Regions from separate parts of the Mus musculus genome. Here all the other regions are linked to region 1. The links are chromatin loops, found by intact Hi-C in ENCODE. Cell type or tissue: left cerebral cortex. All regions are shown on one strand.

What was found. A loop is a pair of places that touch in the nucleus more often than their neighbours do. Peaks named below come from ENCODE experiments on the same cell type or tissue, not always from the same donor. Only the 100,000 strongest peaks of a DNase experiment are listed, where the experiment ranks them.
Region 2: a loop joins it to region 1, with 2.4 times the contacts of the local background. A loop is called at or near these places in 2 of 42 quality-filtered maps.
Region 3: a loop joins it to region 1, with 2.1 times the contacts of the local background. A loop is called at or near these places in 3 of 42 quality-filtered maps.
Region 4: it touches region 1 in a loop (3-fold over the local background); 4 of 42 quality-filtered maps call a loop at or near these places.

The regions. Positions count from the first base shown.
Region 1 is chr3:149,443,151-149,448,150 of GRCm38, forward strand. Gm30382 (a long non-coding RNA gene) reads right to left here and starts at 2,449. Exons shown (of 3, transcript XR_001784032.1): 1 at 1,952-2,449. It overlaps A630039O03Rik (a long non-coding RNA gene), which reads left to right. Exons shown (of 6, transcript XR_376220.3): 1 at 1-1,970. In left cerebral cortex, a CTCF peak has its summit at 2,363; DNase peaks (open chromatin) are centred at 387, 1,526, 2,075 and 2,311; H3K4me3 peaks cover 2,655 bases; H3K27ac peaks cover 1,416 bases.
Region 2 is chr3:148,858,396-148,863,395 of GRCm38, forward strand. Adgrl2 (adhesion G protein-coupled receptor L2) reads right to left here. Exons shown (of 24, transcript NM_001081298.1): 4 at 2,032-2,043; 5 at 338-1,138. Among named protein-coding and RNA genes, the nearest start is that of Adgrl2, 94 kb to the right of the region's middle. In left cerebral cortex, no CTCF peak of the experiment used is centred here; DNase peaks (open chromatin) are centred at 2,366, 3,328, 3,681 and 4,498; H3K4me3 peaks cover 716 bases; H3K27ac peaks cover 622 bases.
Region 3 is chr3:149,376,861-149,381,860 of GRCm38, forward strand. The region is part of intron 1 of Gm30382 (a long non-coding RNA gene); the gene reads right to left. Among named protein-coding and RNA genes, the nearest start is that of Gm26468, 38 kb to the left of the region's middle. In left cerebral cortex, no CTCF peak of the experiment used is centred here; DNase peaks (open chromatin) are centred at 3,065, 3,439 and 4,363; H3K4me3 peaks cover 591 bases; H3K27ac peaks cover 256 bases.
Region 4 is chr3:148,840,519-148,845,518 of GRCm38, forward strand. The region is part of intron 10 of Adgrl2 (adhesion G protein-coupled receptor L2); the gene reads right to left. Among named protein-coding and RNA genes, the nearest start is that of Adgrl2, 110 kb to the right of the region's middle. In left cerebral cortex, no CTCF peak of the experiment used is centred here; a DNase peak (open chromatin) is centred at 2,190.

The DNA.
Region 1 (5,000 bases):
TTCTGAAAGGGCACCCTTTAGTTCACAGTAGTCTGAAGTTCGCCCAGCCAGGCTATCCTGTACACTCTCTATCTGTCTGAGTCTCCCTGTGGGGTTTGGGGCAATGAGTGGGACTCCCATCCAAATCCCTTTGGCTGTAGGAGAGTCTCCCTTGACCATAATCCTTTTCCCCCTGTAGTACTGAGGCTCATATGAAAAACTACAATGACAATGACTGCGCAGGACATATTCAAGAGCAGCCCCATGGCTCCCACAGATACTTTCAATCAGCCTTTCCTGGCAAGCCTCAGCTTACTGTACAGCTCAGTAAAAGAGTTTGAAAAGAAACTCTAATTGCTAGGTAAGCCATAAGTCAAATTCCTCTTTTCTCACCGTGAAGGGTTTTTATTACCCACGGCTGTAAATGCCAGCCCCCATCCTTGCAGAATAGCTTTCAGACCAGAGGACAAATAAAATGCTAAGAGGCAAAAGATATGTATCTGTTAAATTCTACATATAGCACCCTAACAAATGCCGGAGGCAGAGAGCTAGCCCTCTGTACAGTAGCAACACTTGTGCCGATGGGCTTCTTTATGCTAGCAATGACAGAGTTCCATGCCCTGCACTACTGGACTCAAAATTCAGAGTGCAATCTTTTCAGCACAGCATTCAGTACCAAAAGGAAAAAGGAAACACACAGTTCTGACACTGAGATATTTTATGTGGATAATAAATCCACCCCCCCAAACTCTACTAACTACAAGTATCTACCTAGAAGATAGAGTCTGAAATTTATGACATCAGAATGATTGGGTATACCAGAAAACATTTTTTCCCCTTCTTTTCAGGACTGTCAACTTTGTTTACTGTTTATGTTCAATTCTATCTCCTACAAGGGATTAAATATCCTTGTCAGAGCCATATGTCAAAATGCAAAATCATATTAACAAAGAGTATGTTCAAAGACAGATGACATTTATCTCCGTTGCAACTGGAATGTTCTAATTATATTTGTACTAATTCAAAAGATTTTTTTGAATTTGTAATTTCATGACATTTTGATGTGATTTAAAGTTAAAATGACTATGGAATGATTAAAATATTATTACAAGTCACTTCAAGGAAACACAGTTGAAGTATTACAAGCTAAGGGATTGCTTTCAGAAATAAGACGTATATTGTACAATCTATTAACCACTTCCACACATTTTTAAACCGAATATAACCATTTGACTATTGAAATCATTCTTAAATAACGATCTCCACTGTGCTATATACATGGCAGGGTTTAAAGAGCCCCTTTACAGTAAAGTTTTCTAAAATACGATTTAAATTTAAAAACAATACCTACCAGCACGTCTAACAACAGTAACGGAATCCAACTAATTGCAACACTTCTGCATAGCCTAGTAATTTGTGAATTGTGCAGAATAAATCTATTTGACAGGCCAGTTAGCAATAGAGCCTCTAGCATGCTGCCATGCCGCAGAATGAAGTAAGAGCTACCGTTTTCTCGCTGATGTCAAAAACATTTCAACAGTTAAATTTTTTTTTTCTTTTCCAGAGAAAATGCTGCAAGAAGGTTCCAGGTTCAGGCAAACAATACACAGCCACCTTCTCACGGTTGAATTTTACACTTGGCTGTAATTGGCAGAAGTTAAACCATCTAAAGAGGTTATTATTTTTTTAAGAGGGAAAACTTGATAGCCAATTGTATTTCTAGGTTAGAGAGTAGACACTCTAATCTTCCTTGCTTGGTAAAACTGAAGCTGGCTATGTGGAAAATAAACATCCAAATACCCCCGCACTTAAACAATTGCACCTACACCGTTAAGTAACAAAAGCCAGAGACACCTGGAATCACAGCATTTGCGCCCTGTGCCAGCAACAATGTAACGCATTCCAGTGACATTTGACAATGAGCAGACAGAAGAGGCATTACACGCGTCTTTAGAAGAATCAGGCTTCCTACCTTCAAGAGACAGATGGAGGTAAGTTCCTTTATAAGAAAAAGTTGTAAGCAAAACCAGGCAGCAGTTGAAGTCAATTGAGTCCTTTCTGCTACTGTATACATACAGCAGTTCTGCAATAAGGGGAGAGATAGAATGGGAGGAGCGGCTGTGAACGAGTGACCTCCTCAGGCTGAGTCCTCTCCGGGAACCACACACTGACAACCAGTTTCTGATTTGCATGGATTATCTCCACTTGACCAGATCCTCCGCAGATACATTTAAAAGGAGCTGGTACAATGGTTAAAATGATGAGAGAGAGAGAGAGAGAGAGAGAGAGAGAGAGAGAGAGAGAGAAACAGACACGAGATCGCAGAGCGTGGATAAGCTGGGGCGTGCAGAATTGTGTCTCAGAAGAGCTACAGCTCCCTCTTCATGCCACAGTTGTAAGATAAGAAATGTTGTCATTACGAGCTGGTTAATCATAGTGAGAAATAGAGCCAGCTTAGTCCGAATGACACCTGCTCTGATTTCTGTGGACATTTTATGAATCTTCTTATATTGTCAGTAGGATTTTAGAGAGTATAACAGAAATATTTTACTAGTATCCAGGTAAACAAATTTAGACAAAGTACCAGTTTTGAATAAGATTAGTGCTTTAATTTGAATGGAGTAGCTGACAAGGGAAGAACATAATTTGCTGAAAGAAATATTGATTTGAATGGGAACTGATCCCTGGCAACTTTTAACATTACTTGCATGTATTCCAATGCAAATAGAAAATGATAATCTAATATTTATGAATAATTGATTGTCTGAAAGAACTCAAATCTGCTGCTGAAAAGAGGTTGTTTCTTTAAATCTCTTTAAATAACTGTTTTCATATTAATTTTCTCCTATGCTACAGATGTATCTTTACATATATAGGTGTTATTCACTTCCCCATTTAGCATCTTCAGAGAGATTGTCTGGTTGGTTATAGATTCATGTTCTCCTTTGAAAGCTGAGAAAGGCAGGAGAGGGTATGATTCTAACTTTTACGAGCAACAGCCACTTGGCAATTCCACAGAAGATCTGGAGCGAAGCGGGGGGGATGTGTTTGAGTGAGTTAGTATGAAGCCTGCCTTGTCTCTGGCAAGAAGCAGCTGCAGAATGCCCAACCAGTCACACGATTAGGCTTCTCTATGGAAAATCGGTAAAACCAGCTGTTGAACCAAACTGGTCACAGTTATGAGGAAGCTGGTGTTGACATGATATGAGCCAAGTGACACAGGTTAGGTATCTTTCAGTGCTAATCTCTCAGCATAAACACACAAGCATTTACAGAGGGCAAGAGAGATCTCCCAGCATCTGCCCTGTTGCTGCTGTTGCTGATGCTGTTGCTGATACTGTTGCTGCTGCTGCTGCTCTGTCTCTCCTGTCAGGAAAGATACTCTGTGACTGACGAGATGGACACATGTGATACTTTAAAAGAAACTGTCAAGGAAATGATAAGGAATTTCCATGAGACTGTAGAAGATTAGGGATTTTGAAAGTGGGCAGACTCAGTGGAAGTAACATTGTTTAGGAGACCATTGCTCATAAGTACTGGGTGAAGACAACAGTTATTTTCTGACATTCTGTAGTCTGATTGTTATGTGAAGGAATGGCTCCTTCCACTGAGTTCCTTTTTCTTCTTTCTTTCTAAATATCATTTGACTACAACTTGTAGATAACTCTGACTGTAACATTATTGGGGTCTTAATACCTTCTTCAGGCTGCAAGCTCTTTGAGTCAAGAACTGTGTAGGTCATAAGCCCTTTAGGACACTTCTCCAGGTAGTCTGAAAGTTCTGTTTATCTAGTTTAGATATTTCACACAATTCTTTTGGTAGAAAATAGATTGAAATTACTGGCCAACTACACTAGTTATTCCTGTAATACCTAGAGTCAGAAATTATTTCTTCCTTATTTTTATGAAATAAAGTAAGGATAATATAGGTGACATGCCATGCACAGGATAGAAAGGCCAGTAGTAGTTGGGTCTGGTTGTGTGTTTTCATGAAACCATGATGTTACATGCCTCCTCCTTGTATTGGGAACATCTTCCTGAAGGTGTTTAGAATTTGAGTTGTAACCTTTTGGTCACCACTACTGACTTGGAAAATTACCAGTATTGTGAACATAGGCATGTTGCTTAATATTTGTAAAAATAGGGGTAACACAATGCCCTCTCTTATATCACTGGCAAAGGTAACAAAGATGAGGTACCTGGCAAACATCTACTCAAGCAGCAGAATCAGAATCTGTTGTTATAATTATTAGAAATCTCTTTCCATTGAGTCAACATGCCTGCCTCTGTGAAGTGTTAGTATGGTGCCCATTAGATGCAGAAAGCAGAGAGTTTCTTTGTTTGTCCTTGGCTCTTTTCTGTTCTTTGAGGGAGACTCATTCCTGGTCCCTGACAACCAGAAGGAATGGCATCTCTACCTTTTTATAACAGACAGAAATAGAAGCACGCTTCTCAGGAGAGCTGGAGAGTGCGTTGTGGCAGCAGAGCCAACCTTCTGCACAGGAATAGGAAATGGCTGGTGTGGTACAACGTGAAGGGCACCCAGAAGCTCTCTGGTCCAGAAATATCTCCCCATCTGTCCCCTCCTATTCCCTGAAATGCCACCATTAGGGGCTCGTTTCTGTGTTTTACTGGCTTTCCATTCTTTTTTTTTTTTTTTTAACTGCACACAGAGTTTGCACATTAACACATTTACACTTGAGTGATACGTGAGTTCACAGTAGTTTCACTCGTTCTATCTGAGATAGTTTCTCTAGCAGCTAGGTGAAGACCAGCATTCCAAGAAGCCAGACTTCAAGTCAGGCAAAGAGGAAACTTGCTTGGTGTGTGCAGTACTGTGGGACAAAAAAGTTGCTGTGTGCATGGAGCCATTGCTACATTTCTTATGATGTATATATTTTTATGTGTATGCATGGTGTTTGTTTGCACATGTATATGTGGGTACATGCATGTGTGATATGCACTTGCACAGGTGTGAGAGTGGATGTGCAAGTTGGACGACAACCTCAGGCAACATCCCCC
Region 2 (5,000 bases), 580 kb before region 1:
CACTGGTGCCAAGCTGTTAAAGGTCTGAGTCCACACTAGAATGAACTCAGAATACTGGTAAGAAAGCAAAGCATTAACAGGGCTGTAGCCGTTCTGTATGCTTCACAGTGAACCTAAACTGAGTAATGCTATCATTGCTTGGAGCACGCCAACCTGTAACTGAAAAGAAAAACAAAATGGAGTAAAAGAAAACTGTACCAGACAGGGCTGCAAGATATCAGACCATCTTTTGTGATTTAACCAAGAGAAGAAGACAAACTATTGGGAAAAATTCTAAAATCCTTTGAAAGTAAGCCATTCAGTTAATTCATAAAGAACTAACAGCAAGTATTCTTACCTTGGGCAGGGTCAGGAGGACCAAACTCCAGGGAATACCGTAAAATGAAGTTATTGTTCCATACGTAGAGTTGGTTGTCTCTTGGATTATAATCCACTGCAGCAATATACTGGTACTGGTTGGGAAAAGGAACGTCCACGTACTCGCCCCGGCTTAGTCGCGTGTTGTAGATGTAGTCAATGGTGTTCTTGCCTGCTTCGCTTTCATTGTCTTGGTACACTGACCTGACCACATAGAGAACCCCACATATCATGAAAGCATTGGACGCCGCACGCTTGTCATACGCTGTCTCCCAGGTTGCCTCGAATCGAAGAGTGTAAGGGTTGAGCTGGCTGATCACGATCATTCCATTGTTCTGCTCCGTGGCATAAATGACCCATAAGCCGTTCTCATCCACTGCGAGGTCAATGTCTGTCTTCCCACCCCATCTGTAGGGTGACGTATCGTGGTAGTTGGCATAGTTGATGATAGCCTCGCCGCTCTTGATTCTAGTCCTCAAGTCAAACTTAACAATGTTTCTGGTTCTTTCCTTGTTAAAGAAGACGGCTCCATCATACACCACAAATCCAGTACCGTCTACTCGGTTTGGAAGTTTGTATGTTGTTGTCTGGCGGCTGTTTTGAAAATCTTCTAAAGAGGCATATTCTATTAACGTATCGGTGCGGTAGGGAGTCCAGGGCATAAAATAAATTTTATCTGCAGCCTGAAGGGGGTCCTTGCACCAAGCCCCTGACTTCTGCTCAGCTTCATATATACATGGTGAGTCCACAATTGCTTTCAAGGTTCCAGGACACACAAAGACTAACATCACAGAAAAAAAAGACAAGAAGCGAATACAGTTAAAAAAAAAAGACACAAGTCATCGCATTTACTCACAAATCAAAAGAGGAAAGTCCATTTTACCCAGCATTCAATCTTTTAAAATTTATACTTTATACACACTAGCCTTGTTTTCCAAAGATGTCCTAGTCAAGACACCAGCAAACATAGTGGCTGGCCTTTATTTTCACAAACACAAACCTATGTATAGAATGGCTCACAGCTAAGATAAAATTTAGATTTCTGAATTGTGTTTTTATCTAATAATTTGGGAATAAATGCATCAAAATTTGGAGCCTGTGCTCATGAGTGGATGAGTATTTTGTTTTAATCCAAACATTGACTTCTAAACCTAGCCCACCTTCACCACCTCCCACGGAACAGAGCTGACAAGGCAGAGAACTCAAGGCAAAGACTTATTTTGACCGTTCTAGAGAAGTTACAGGTGTTTCAGGTTGGAGACTATCAATTTGAGGAGAATGCAACCAGGAGCCGAGAGAAACCAACACAGGGGATGCGTGATGAGATGAGCAGGAGCCCCTGTAAGCATGGCATGCTACGGAGAGGGTTCTGGAAGCCAGGCAAGAGGACACTTCGATAACAAGAAAATATCCAAGGGCGTCAGAGAAAGAGACAGAGGGTAGAAAAGAAACAGAGAGGGCAGCTCCCCTTCGCCGACTTCAGAATTTTACCCCAATCGCCAGATTTAGCGGCCATACAATTTCATTGAGAACAGCTGACGCCTACATGAAGTACATTATGAGGTCCTGCCGATCATTGTAATACAGGAGTGTTGCGGTGGGAGGGAGGGGAGGAGGGTCACATCCATAAGGCACATAACAGGGAGCTGGGGTGAGACTGTAGACATTATTTACCTTTTTGCTCCACTTCTATTTTAAGCATCGGAAGAAAAATAAAAAAAAAAGTGCAAGGGAAAAAAAGAAAAAAAAGATTAAAAATAAATTGACTATTAGTCTAAGATTGAATTCGTAATAGATGCTAAATATAGGAAGAATAGGGGTTGTTGTACTACTTTGGATAAAGAGAAACACAGGAGGACCTAGCAGGAGAGAGATTCTAAAGTTACATGGAAGAACACGGATCAATCATTTTAGTAGATTAAGGAGGCAATACAAAGACGTTGGCATGCTGTTTCACTTAGTGTGCCTGAATAAGTCATGAAACGCCTCACTAATGCAAGCTACATGTACTCGGGGCTTGCCAAAGTCACCCTGCATTCTGACCCGGCTCTCCTTTATATACGTACACTATTGACATAATAAAAGCATGCACAGGTGTGTCATCTCCATTGAGCTTAATTATCAAACTGACTCTCATTATATATGCATGGAAGGAAAATACATCTGTAAGGTTCACAACTTGGCTTTGGAGTTTAAGTCAAATTTAATAAATTTTGAGATGGCTCCATTACCACCCAGACATATTTAGATGAGTAAAAAAAAAAAAAAAAAAAAAAAACCTACACAGCCATGCATCTCAGTATATTTCAATTCTTTTCTATTATTTCCTATCTAGAAAAATGTCTTAATCATTTAACAAAATGCTCCCTTTCCAAGGAGTATATCAATCTCCCCTCGCCCAATAGATTTTGTAATGGTAAATAACACCCGTTAAATATTAGCAAATCTACTTAAGATTACATATAATTCAAACTACAAATTCTAATTAATTTTCTATATTACATATACTATATATTATCAAATTTGCAATATTAAGTCTATTAAAAAAAGTAAGCAAAATACATACAAGGGAAAAGCAAGCGCAGGTGGCAGGAAGAAAAAGGAAGAAAGAATTATGGTTAGCTTCTTATAACATTTTTCTACCATCATTTATTAACATAGAAAGCAAGCTAGCATGCAACAACCATCATACCCAGCATTCACGGCAAGTACCTCGATCCACAGACCCCAAGAAAGAGAAAGGCTTTCACGGGGCAGATCTGGCCAGAGCAGGACACGGAGGTGAGGGCGAGGGCGAGGGGAAGCCCTAAGTGGTTACCAAGGTGAATGGCACACTAGGGAAAGTGCCAAGAAAATTCTCATCAGCAGGGTCTCCAACAAGAAGGGCCACGCTATGCAAGGGCTTTGGAGTATACTGCCTGTGTGCTACGAAATAACTCCACTGGGTTCCGTCCTCTTCCCTCGCAAAAGGCGACACTGTGTGACTACCGATTACCCAGAGTGCACTCTCACGTTTTATTACAATCTCAGCTTGATTACATTTTTTTAAAAAAGAATTATAAGTATTCATCAAGATAAAACAGGGATCCTCCGGAACTCCTTTGAGAGAAACATCACACAAATATTTTTTTAAAAAATATATATATTTTTTGCCATGGCAACAGCATATAATTTCTAAATTAAGCCACAACCTACAGTCTATTTAAGCACTTCCAGGAAAACACAGTGGCTCTGATCTGTGTGATTCTGACTGCAGGAGGGAAACACGTGGGGCTCAGGAGCGTTTTGGAAGCAAGGCTTGTTTATGGAGCACTCGGTCCTAACACCACTCCTCCATAAGGAGCTCATTGTACCTGCTCAGAATCAATAACAGACAGGCGTGGTGGACGAAGGGGACAAGAGAGGTTGTTAGTGTCCAGGCTGCTCACTCAGACTGAATTTATAGACAGCTGTATTGTTCCTTAAGGAAACAACGACTTTACCCACATAAAGCAATTACGTATAAAGGGTGCGAATCACGCTTCGAACGATGCTGACTTACAGACAACAGAATTTTAAGTGCAATTAAAACAAGTGAAAGAATTGTCCATAGCATCATCCATTCACTAAAGATTACTGCATTATTTTTATCTGATGCAGTAAAAGCATAGAGCAGTCACTGAGCAAAACCTAAAACAGAAATGTTTTCACTTCTTTATGACTCAGGTCATACGGTGATAAGGAAGGGAGGATGGGTAGGCATCAACATTATGCAATTTAGAATCTAAATCAAAACTGAGAGAGTACATCCAAAAGTCATTTTAAAAAAACTAAGTAAAACCTTTGATGATTGATGAATGGATTTTCAAAAAAGGAAAAATTTCCATATAAAGATTTTTGTAAAATCAAAAAGTATAGAAATCTGTCAGAGCAGCCAAAATTCTATGTACCAGATGACTATAAAAATACAATAAAATTAACAATAATCTGCAGTCACAATCACATGCCAAATATATCCAACTTGTCCTAGGAGGTTATATAAATTTACAAGGATATATTTAATCCTCTGTGGACCAGAGAGACAAGTATACACACACCAACATTAGCAGAGGACTCTGGGGATGCACAAGACAGAAACTGACTCACACTGACTATAGCCTACATACTCTGCATCTGAAGTGACACACTATTTCATGTGAAATAATCTCATGTTTATTCAACGAATAATTTAGTTCATCAACATAAATGCAATTGTCTTATCAAATGAACTGGTAGGTAACACCAGGATAAAATTCTTACATACTGTGACAGCTTAAAATAAGTAGGCACAAGACTGCAAAGCCACCAAGACCTGCTTTAAAGCATGTGGAACTTCAGTCTGGCCAATCTCATTTTTCCTGGTAGGTCACTATGACTTCTGAAATATACACTAACTTGCTGCAGTGCCAATGTCCTGTACACAACGGAGAATGCCTTGCGTGTGTGTGTGGTTTTGCTGCAGTGCTATCTGGGGGACGTAACGGGGCACACAGAAAGCAAACGGAGGAGTGGCGTTTCTAATGTTCTCTGCTGAGTACAGTTATTGCTGTGTTTTCTAAGGTCATGGAAAGCCACTGAAATCATTTAGGACAGGATGGAGTAGTTTGGAATATGTGAGGTTCCTG
Region 3 (5,000 bases), 66 kb before region 1:
CCATTGTGATAGTTGCGATTCAGATGAAAACACTGATGTTTTAAAATCAAGGAACAAGGTATTTGTTATCCACTAATGAAGCTCTTTCCCGTACCCCATTCCTGTCACTAATGTGGAGATCATGGGATCAGTTACAGTCATCCAATTTTTCACTTTCCCCATTTCACTGTTTATTTAACGTAAGATGTTCTGTTCTTGCCTGGAACAGAATCTTTGACTGTAATGAGGTTTTGATCAAAGGATTTCCTAGGTTATTCTTTGATTACCCCACAACTCCAGGTCTCTATAACTTTCAATCAATATTAAAATAAGTGTAAAAGTTAAATTTTTAAAAATCAAATGCCCTAACACCTGTGGTCCCGACACTAAAGAGGGAGAAACAAGGGCAAAAACGTAGCTGTGAGAACAACCTGGTCTATATAGTGAGTTCTAGGCTGACCAGGGCTTATAGAAAGGTCTGTCTCAGAAACATTCAGAAAAATGAAAACAAAATAGACATCACCATGAAGATGAACATAGCTGATTTTTAACCCAGACAAAGGTGGGCTACTGGACCTCACAATGTGGAATAATGGGTTAGCTTGTAAGAGCACCCCCAGTGGACTGTAATCCCACCACTAATGCACACTCAGGCTGTTATCTTAAACTTAAATAACAGGATTTATTTAGTCTCAATAACAAGATAGTGAAAACTCCTGCATGTTCAATCTCAATGTTTTATAAGCATTCTTAGGAAAGAGGAAATCTGCATTGTAGTGTAGGTTGGTGTGATTAGTCCAAGAGTGGAGGGATTCCTAGATGTTGATGGACAGCAGCAAGTACCAGAATATGATCAGTAAAGACATGCCATGCCATGTTGAAGCTTATTTAGAACATTGACATGTAGAAGGCTTCAGTAAGGCTTCCTATTGGATAAAAAAATCTACATTGCTATTTTATGCCAATAATTAGTGAGACATTGGAACACACGAGAACATGTAAGCCACTTTGGATATAACAGCCATGATCATTAAATATTGAGACCTAGCTCAACATTGCTAGCCTAGGAGAAATAAGTAAGGGATTTTGAGTTTGAGATAAAGGACGATGAGGGGTAACAGAGTGGAGGTTTAAGAAAGCACTACAATAGTTGGTTTACATTCTCAGGTTGCAAGTCCAACATTGGAGTGAAGTAAGAAAGAATTCACCACAACCAGAAGGAGCTTATCCGCTGGAAAGAAAGCATGTTGTCTATTCACAGAGAAGAGCAAGCTGGAGTACTGGAAGGAAATAATAAGTTCATATCTAAAGGGGCTAGAAGAGATATTAAAGCTTTCTATAGTCGTCATTCATGACCTAAAGTGAACAGAGGAACAATCCCTGACTGTGTCTTTAAGCCAACAATCAGGAGTGTGCATGCATGTGTACACAGGTGTGCATACATGTGAGTGTGGGCATACAGTTGTGGCACAGTGCACACGCGGAGCATGAAGACAATTGTTGGCTTTCACTCATCACCGTCTACCTTATTTGAGAGTTGGTTTCCTTGTTGGCTGCTGCATATGCTGGGCTAGCTGCCCTGTGTGAATCCAGAGTTCCGGAGACTCTCCTCACTCTGACTTACAACTTTTCATGGAGCATTGGAGTTAGATATGTGGGGCGTCCAAACTCAGGTCTTTCACACTTCTATGGTGAGAAGATGGCTCTCATAGCCCTCCTTCTAGTCCCCCCCACAGTGAGCTTGTTCTGGTTGGTGAAAACCTGTAATGAAATACAGATCCCCACTACGGTCGTTAATTTTAACTTATTGGAAGGTTTCAGATGGACCAGTGATGTGAAACCAAACATGATAAATACATATTAGGCAGAGTGTTACGTGAAATAAAAAATTATTGATGTGTCCTAAAATATAATTACATTTAATTTTAAGCTAAAAATAGAATTAAAAGAATAAGTCCCATTCATGATATCAATAAAATATTAGTAACTCAGGGATAAATTTAGAAACAAACTTCTGAAGGAGATATAAAGAAAATTACAAATGCTGATGCAGTCTTTATGTAACACATAAAGAATTAAAAAAGAAAACTTTCCAGAGATCTATAACTTACAGCAAAGTATTTGTACGAGACAAGTGGAATTAATTTATATTTCATGCATTCCCCACATGCATTTCCACGTTGTTAAAATAAAATAGGAGTTTTGAGGGAAATTTAAAACTCTTTTTCCTCTTAACATTTACTTAGGAAGAATAAGCAAGCAAGACTTTAAGGGTAAATTTGAAGCAAACATTGTCATCATTACCAAGAAACACACTGTAAAGTTAGACTATATAAATCTATGGTTTGTGAATAGAAACGGGAAGGTGAATGAAAAGGAGTAAGTAGTTCAAGAATAGGTGTTATTATTTATAAAAATGCCATGCATGATAAAGTAATCGTAAATCAATAAAACTAGAAGGAGGGAGAGGAGGAGGAGAAGAGGAGGAGGAGGAGGGAGAGAAGGAGGAGGAGGAAAAGGAGGAAGAGCAGGAAGAAGAGGAGGAGCAGGTGGCTGGAAACAGTTGGGTGACTGCTTAGAGGCTGGGAAAGCACCTGCGATCCCCACCTCACACAGATTCCAAAATCAGTTTCAGATGGGCTCGCCTGCTAAGGTGAACAACCCAGACCATAATTAAACAAAAGAAAGTCCAAGTTAAGCACAGGTTATTTTACAAAATAAGTACAAAGTCACAAATGTTTTAAAAAGCAAGTATAAACTGATAAATGTGGGAGTCTGGGAGATAGATGGCTTCTACCCAAGCCTGGGAGAGTTGAGTTTGGTTCCCTGGCACCCACATTAGAAAAAAAAAAAAAACAAAAGGCCAGGAATAAGAATGTCATCTGTGGCCACAGTGCTGAAAGGGAAAAGGAAGGAGAGAATTTTGGAGCAGGCTGGCCCTAACTGGTGAGCTCTGGGTTTAGTGAAAGCCAGCTCTAAGAAATAAGATTGACAGGGATAGAAGAAGACACCCATCTTTGACCAGGACCCTCAGCGTGCATGGGCGAGTGCACGGGCAAGCGCACAGGCAAAGCGCAGAATTGGATTTACAAAGATAAGATTGCTATATAAAACCGAATGCATCATTCTATATTTGATAAAAAGTTAGTAACGCTGCATTTTGCTACAAAGCCAATGCCACTAGTATAAGGCACCGGAAGGAAACAATCTGCGGAAGAGGAAGCAGGACTAGTAAACAAACATGGGAGAGCTTGCCCAGTTCGTTACTAGTCAATGAAATGCAAATTAAACTTACACTGGAAAAAAATTAGTTTGTAGTCTATGCTTCTTAAAACAACCCCCATCCCCAAACCCCTAAAGCTGGCACAGTCTGGGGAGATTTCTGCATTGTGGGAAGAATGTGCGGTTGCTTAAAAGAGGAACCAGCTATCAGCATCTGCTCCGCTCAACCCGTTCTCCAGTGCAGTTGCCCTGGGCACCGAGACTGCTCCCTGTGGAAAGGAGAACTTGTCCAACTGGTCCCCACCGAGGCAGGATCTTTTGTTCCTTTAGCACAGGGTGTATCCTCTCCCAGCTCAAGGAGGGGAAACTCAGAGGAGGAAGAGCTTGGATTATTATTATTATTTTAAATCCAATTGAAGGAGGAGCGCTAGCAAACAGCAAAGAGCAATGTTAACAGACACACAATACAGCATCCATTTTCAAGGGTCACACCAGAAAAAAACCAAAAAACCAAAAACCGAAAAAAACAAAAACTTAAATAAGGAAACAGAGTTATCTCCTAGCAGGAACTGTGGCATGATTTTAAGCTTTGCTACCGAGGGCGTCTTCTATATTATGTATTATTGGATAATAACTATCAATTAAAATTGGCTAAAAGATTAAAGAGCACTTTTCAAGCACTTAACACACATGTTTACTAAATACTGTGTGCGTGGCATTAAAGAACACACTTGAAATGGATTTTCTACTTTATTTGTCACAATGGAGTGGGTGTGATAACGAAGTCCTATTTTTTACATAAGAGGACATTTAGTGTCCCTGAGGTTAATCGAGTTGTAAATATCACCCTGCTAGTATACGGGGAACTACAATTTACAGAGGAGAGTAGGGGTTTTTATGATTAGAGAGAGAGAGAGTGTGTGTGTGTGTGTGTGTGTTTGTGTGCTGTGTATACGTTTTATGTTTTAAATTATTTATTTATTTGTAATTTTGTGCATATGGGTTGGGCTTGTGAGAACAGAGGATCTCTCAAAGCTGGAGTCACAGGCAGGACTGTGCCTCTATGCGGGTGTTGGGAGCTGAAATTTGCTTCTCTGTGGGAGCAGTAAGCACTCACAGCTGCTAAACCACCTCTCCACCACCAAGGCCTTGAAGCAAGGACAACAAGGGAAGCGCTCTTCAGACAAGCCTGTCGCACTTAGCCAGACAATCAGCCTGGCCAGCCCCTCTCACCATCTCTTGCCAAGGTGGTGTCATCCGTGCTGAAGTGAAAAGGTCTTCACTGCTAAACCTTTTCTGGAACAATCTTTCCCACCTTCTTCATTTGAGCCAGCAGGTCCCAGCTGTAAACGCTCTGCTGGTTTCTGATGCTGATAATAACCGAAGGAAGGAGAGGGTAGAGATGACCCTGGGAGGTATCCTGAAGGTGCCTTTGTCAGCACCTTAAATTTGATAGCAGGCAATGAGCCCAGCCCTCGGAAGGACTCCACAATGTTAGAGGTATCTTTAGTTCATGTGTGTGTTATTACAATTCCTCCCCCCCCCCCCAATACTTCCTTTATCCCAGTTTGGTCGTTTCGGATGATTATAAAAGTCATGTATTTATCATCCTGACCTCTGGCCTCTGCTATTAGCACTGCATATCCCGGGCCTTGCAGAGCTTTGAAGAGGATTCATTCTGCATGATTCTTGATGAAGTGTCTGGCCAAAGCTTCTCTTCTGTTGTGCAAGAACAAAGTGGGCCCCATGCCAAAAGGGAAGACATGGAAAGGAGAGAGTAATGAACAAAAGAACTTGGG
Region 4 (5,000 bases), 600 kb before region 1:
AGTTACACAGAGCACCCCAAGCCAACCTGACCAGATGAGACCCTGCCAACACAACCAAACAGCAAAATACTCAGCACACACGTGCATGTGGGCACACACACACCCTTGCACCTCTGATATATAGTTATTTCCTCCCTACATTGAATGGGGCTATCAATTCCTAATTATTTCTCTTAAAGAGCACATAAAACAAAATATACTTAATTTTCATGCAAATTGAAATGTGCCAGACTCGCATGTAATAATGAACTAATTTCATCTAAGTTATATTTGCTTTTTAGCTTAAAAATTACGCTCATAGAAAAGAAAACTAATCTGAAATTTCTACAAGCAGATTAATACTACACATGGTTACTGGTTTTAGAAGAAATGAAGCAATGGTTATGAGGTAATCAATCTAATCAAAATATGTTTGCATCAGCCACTAAGCAGTGAGACAGAGAACAGAAACATTTCGGGAAATTAAAACGGACTGAAAGAAACTACAGACCTTCAGTGGTTTCTGACCATTGATATACCAATTCATAGTTTTCTGCATACTTAATTTTAAATAAATTTTCCATCTCCTTTCAGAAAACAAGATACCTATGTGTACTGATCACTTAATAAGCTTCTTACTGAATAAATTGTTGCAAAAACAATCCTTAGTAAACTATGCAATATGGACACACTTTAAACATAAGAGCCTGAAGAAATCAGCAAGTGTAATTAATTAATATATTAGATAACAATAGTAAAACTCATTGAAATTTAAAAATTAAAGATTAGCAGAAAAAACTGGTATATTTCAACTTGCTAAAAAATAACTTTTCAAAATAAAAGGAATAAAAAACCACTGCCTGAGCCGAAGGGTTTCCTGTCAAGACTAATTAGGGTGCCTAATGCCCCCGGATGACCAAAACACACACACTTTAAGAAAGAGTGACAGTCACCAGTGTGCTTTATTTATCACCACCATAAGATGCTATGTGATAGTAATTAAAAACAAAACAAAACCAAAACCAAAGGAAACGGGGGGGGGGGGGCAAGGGAACACCAGCTCATTATTCACAGGAAGCATAATTAAGAAATAAGCTAGGACGTAAGGATGCCTTTTAGTTTTAGGAACTTCAACAATCTATAAGTGAGCTTAATTCTAATAAATATTCGAATAAGACCTTATGAGTACATGGAACTTCAAAAATTGATTTTAAAATTCATATGCATGGGACGTACACAAAGACAGCCAAGGAATTTCCACAAGGAGAGATGCTGAAAGATTCACAAGCCACTAGCCTCACAGAAAACAAAACAGAAACACACAAAAGCCAGGAGTATGAGACTTTACTCACACGCTGACTCGGTAGAGCCTTGATGGATGTCAGAGACAGGAAAGAGAGCATATGATGTGCTTATAAAAGTTCAGAGAGAACTGGTTTATCCGTATGGAAAAGGCCAGATTAGTTGCTTCTACCACAAAGAACAATGAAACAAACTTTAGAAAGACTAAAGCCAAGTGTAAAACAACAAAGCTTTAATCTTATCAATGTACAAAGTTATAAAGGATGGATGGGGTCCTTATGAAGTTCAAGTAGAGGAAGGTTTCTAAAGCAGGAAGCAAAGATAAGACTTCTTAGATATCAAAAACTTTAGCCCTATAGTTAAAGACTAATTAATTAATTAATTGTACCCTATTACTATGTAAAACAATACCTTTAACTTTGCTAATAAAGGAAAGGAACGGAGTATTTTTAAACTATATAATCCTCAACAAATTAGTGACCAGAACACATACAAAACTCAGAGAAATTGTGAAATGTTGAGAACAGCAAATTCACAGATAAGAAAATAAAACAGGCCAATGAAAGTAATACAAAGGGATGTTGCAAAACATCAGGGACACAGCAAATCAAAGAGGGAAGGGGATCGATCCAAACTGATCAACACCATCTATGCTAAAATTCGGTGTTAGCCTGTGACAGTGTAGTGTTTTAACTAATGAGCACAGAAATGGGAAAAATCAGAATAGAGAAAGACCTGGAAAGTATTTGGTAAAATGGATTGGCTTAGCATGTCCTTGAAAATGTTTCTTTAGGATACACGCATGTGTGTCCTTCATCACCTTAACCACCCAGGGAGCTTCTGCATTGCCTGTGTTTTAACTAACGTGAACAGAGTGCAGAATCACATGGGCTGAGTGGGCAGTGCACTGATGTCTATGTGGGTTGCTATGGCTACATGCCTTAGTCAACAGACAGTAGAAAACACAGGCACTTAAGTTTCAGGAGAGCGGTCTAAAGTCTCGCTCACCACTGCTTTTCGTCCTCCCTCACCTAAGGCCCTGGATGCGGTGAGATGCAGGTGAGCCTCTGAGGAGAATACTGACGGGGCCAGAGGACCCACCAAGTTCTAGGTGAGTCTAGACTCCAGGGAGAAGACAATGCAGAAGAGAATGTTTTAACAGACCCAAGCCCGGCCTCCTGTCTACACAGTAGGAAGGAAGAACTACCTTTGCTGTGGAAAATATTTTCACTTTTTCTTTCCAGCTATAATACAACTAAGTCTGATGTGACGGGGTAGAGGTATCCTTCTGGCTATTCTGAAAATAAAGGGATGGGAATCTTGTAATAGATGTTTCAGGCTTATACCTAAATTATCCAATTAATCTTAATGTCACAAAGAAAGGCAATGGAACACTAAGTATCCCACAGTGTTACGCAACAGGAGTTCCGGAGGGGAAAATATCACACTTGGCTTGATGAAGCCGATAGAAAACTAGTCTATCAAATGCAGGGGAATGATGAAGTCAGTCAATTCCAAAGGTGCAAACATCTATAAGGGCTAACCATCCTCCTCTTTCCTCTAATAAAACAATAAAATTTTTAACATGCACTCTTTGAATGGAAAGGAATTAAATATGGAATAGGAATATAGACAGACTATTCTATCCACCTTCAAATAAAGGATTACTACATCCACAAGAGGAAGTGGCACATGATTATCAGCCTGAGAACTTATTTTCTTAACGTTTATCTGTGATTGTCCTTTCCCTTAAAAAGGACACCGAGGATTTCACGTTCATGATAGGGCATTGTGACTTGCTATAAGATTATACAGTGGTGAGAAGTGTAAGCAAGATGGGATTAGGCAGACGGAAGATGCTGAAACCTTTCAAAATCATGTTAGAAAGTTCTGCTGGTCCCCAGAGAGCAAAAGCAAACGACAAGTCTCTCGCTGAAGTAAGCACTCTGTGCAGATTTCTGGCCAAAGACATACACTGAAGAAGACATAGAGAATCCTTCCTGCTTACGAGTCCAAACAACACAAACATTGCTGAAGTAGAGCAGAAGAGATGAAAGATCCTCTATAAAAGGATGAGCGAATGGGCCATAAACACGTGCAGAAATCCAAGTGAATGGTACTTTGTTACCTCTAAGATCGCAGCTGCTATACAAGGAGACCAGATCTCCATCAGAGTCACCCCCAAAATAAACACAGGTTGCTTAGTAGAAACGAAAAGCAAACCCACATGAGATACCAGTGCAATCTACTGATCACGGGCAAAATTAAAAAGCTCAAGTCTCGGAAAGCATGGCAAACTGATGGGACTCTCACTCAGTCTTCAGACACCAAATGGACATAAGGGTCACCCCGTGGTAACAGCTAGAAACCTGTGATGTGGACGGATACCCACAAGTGTGAGTGCTTTCTTAAAATGGCGCAACACTGAGCAGGAAGACTGAACTACAAGCGTCTGTCTGGATGGAGAGAGCTCAAAATTAGCTCAACATAAAAGAAGCATGATTCAAAGAGGGATGCGAGTCAAAGGCTAGGGGCCAAGCTCACTGGCAGGAAGCAGTGGGTTCCTGGGGCGGAGATGGGAGGGACTGCCTATTGAAGATAAAGATGTAGCCTAGGCTGATGAGTGGGTGGGGAGCGTTTGCTGAAGACTCCTGAGACCCATGCATTCAAGCAGACACCGCAACATAGAAAGTGGACCTCAAAGTTGATAGCAGATGCTGTCCTCAGACACTCACACTGCTCTGTGGCCTCATATGGCACATGCTTAATGCACACTAGGAACAGAAAACTAACTGCTAAGAAGAAAACCAACTTGTTTTAATCACTGAAGATATAGCCACCCTCTACATTTACATAAGCGCTTCAAAAACTATATAAGGGAATAGTAGGCTATTTTCATAGTATGTTTAAAGACAAGTTTTAGGAAAAACAAAGATTTCCTTGTGCTTAAAACAACACATTTTTAAAATAAAATGTTGATTATGAATTAGAAATTAAAAAAATATCTTCCATGCTGATAATACCAGGGTAATAAGTATAAAGAGAGAATAAATTCCAACTAGGGGTTAGTAATACAGTAAAATGTTACACTGTATCCCAAATGGATATTCACAACATCATTAAGCTTAAAACTTTAATAGGAAGAACAGTCCTTCCAAGCTCAGAAAGATGTATCAGGAAAATGATAATTTCCACACACTTATTCTGCAGAGTTTTCTAGAATTGAGACAAAAACAAAGAAAAAAACCAAAAACCCACAAAACTATGTGGACTAGAGACTAAAACATGGTCTATGGATGGGTATGCAAGAATTTAACACGGCTCTTCAAATGGTCATGCACAGCTGAAGTTAACAGAAAAATTTTAGATTTCTTTTTAAAATTAACTAAATTTGGGGAACAAATTGAAGTCACAAAATGTCATGCTATGTAAGTCCAGGGCATCCTCACTAAGAGGATGGGGTCTACCCTACTCTGTGCTTAGGGGACACCACTGGACACAATTGAGTGGTGTTAAATGTGCATTAATCTGAAGAATGGTAGCAGCTCAGAAACTGTCTGGAGATAACGAAAGTTTGGAAGTTTTATTGATTTTTTTATTATGACTAAACTGTGTGAATACTTTTTGGGGGAGGTTGATTCTTTTAGAGACAGGGTCTCTCTGTGTAACAAGCCCTGGCTGGCCTGGACTCTCTTTGTAGTCCTGTCTCTGCCTCACAA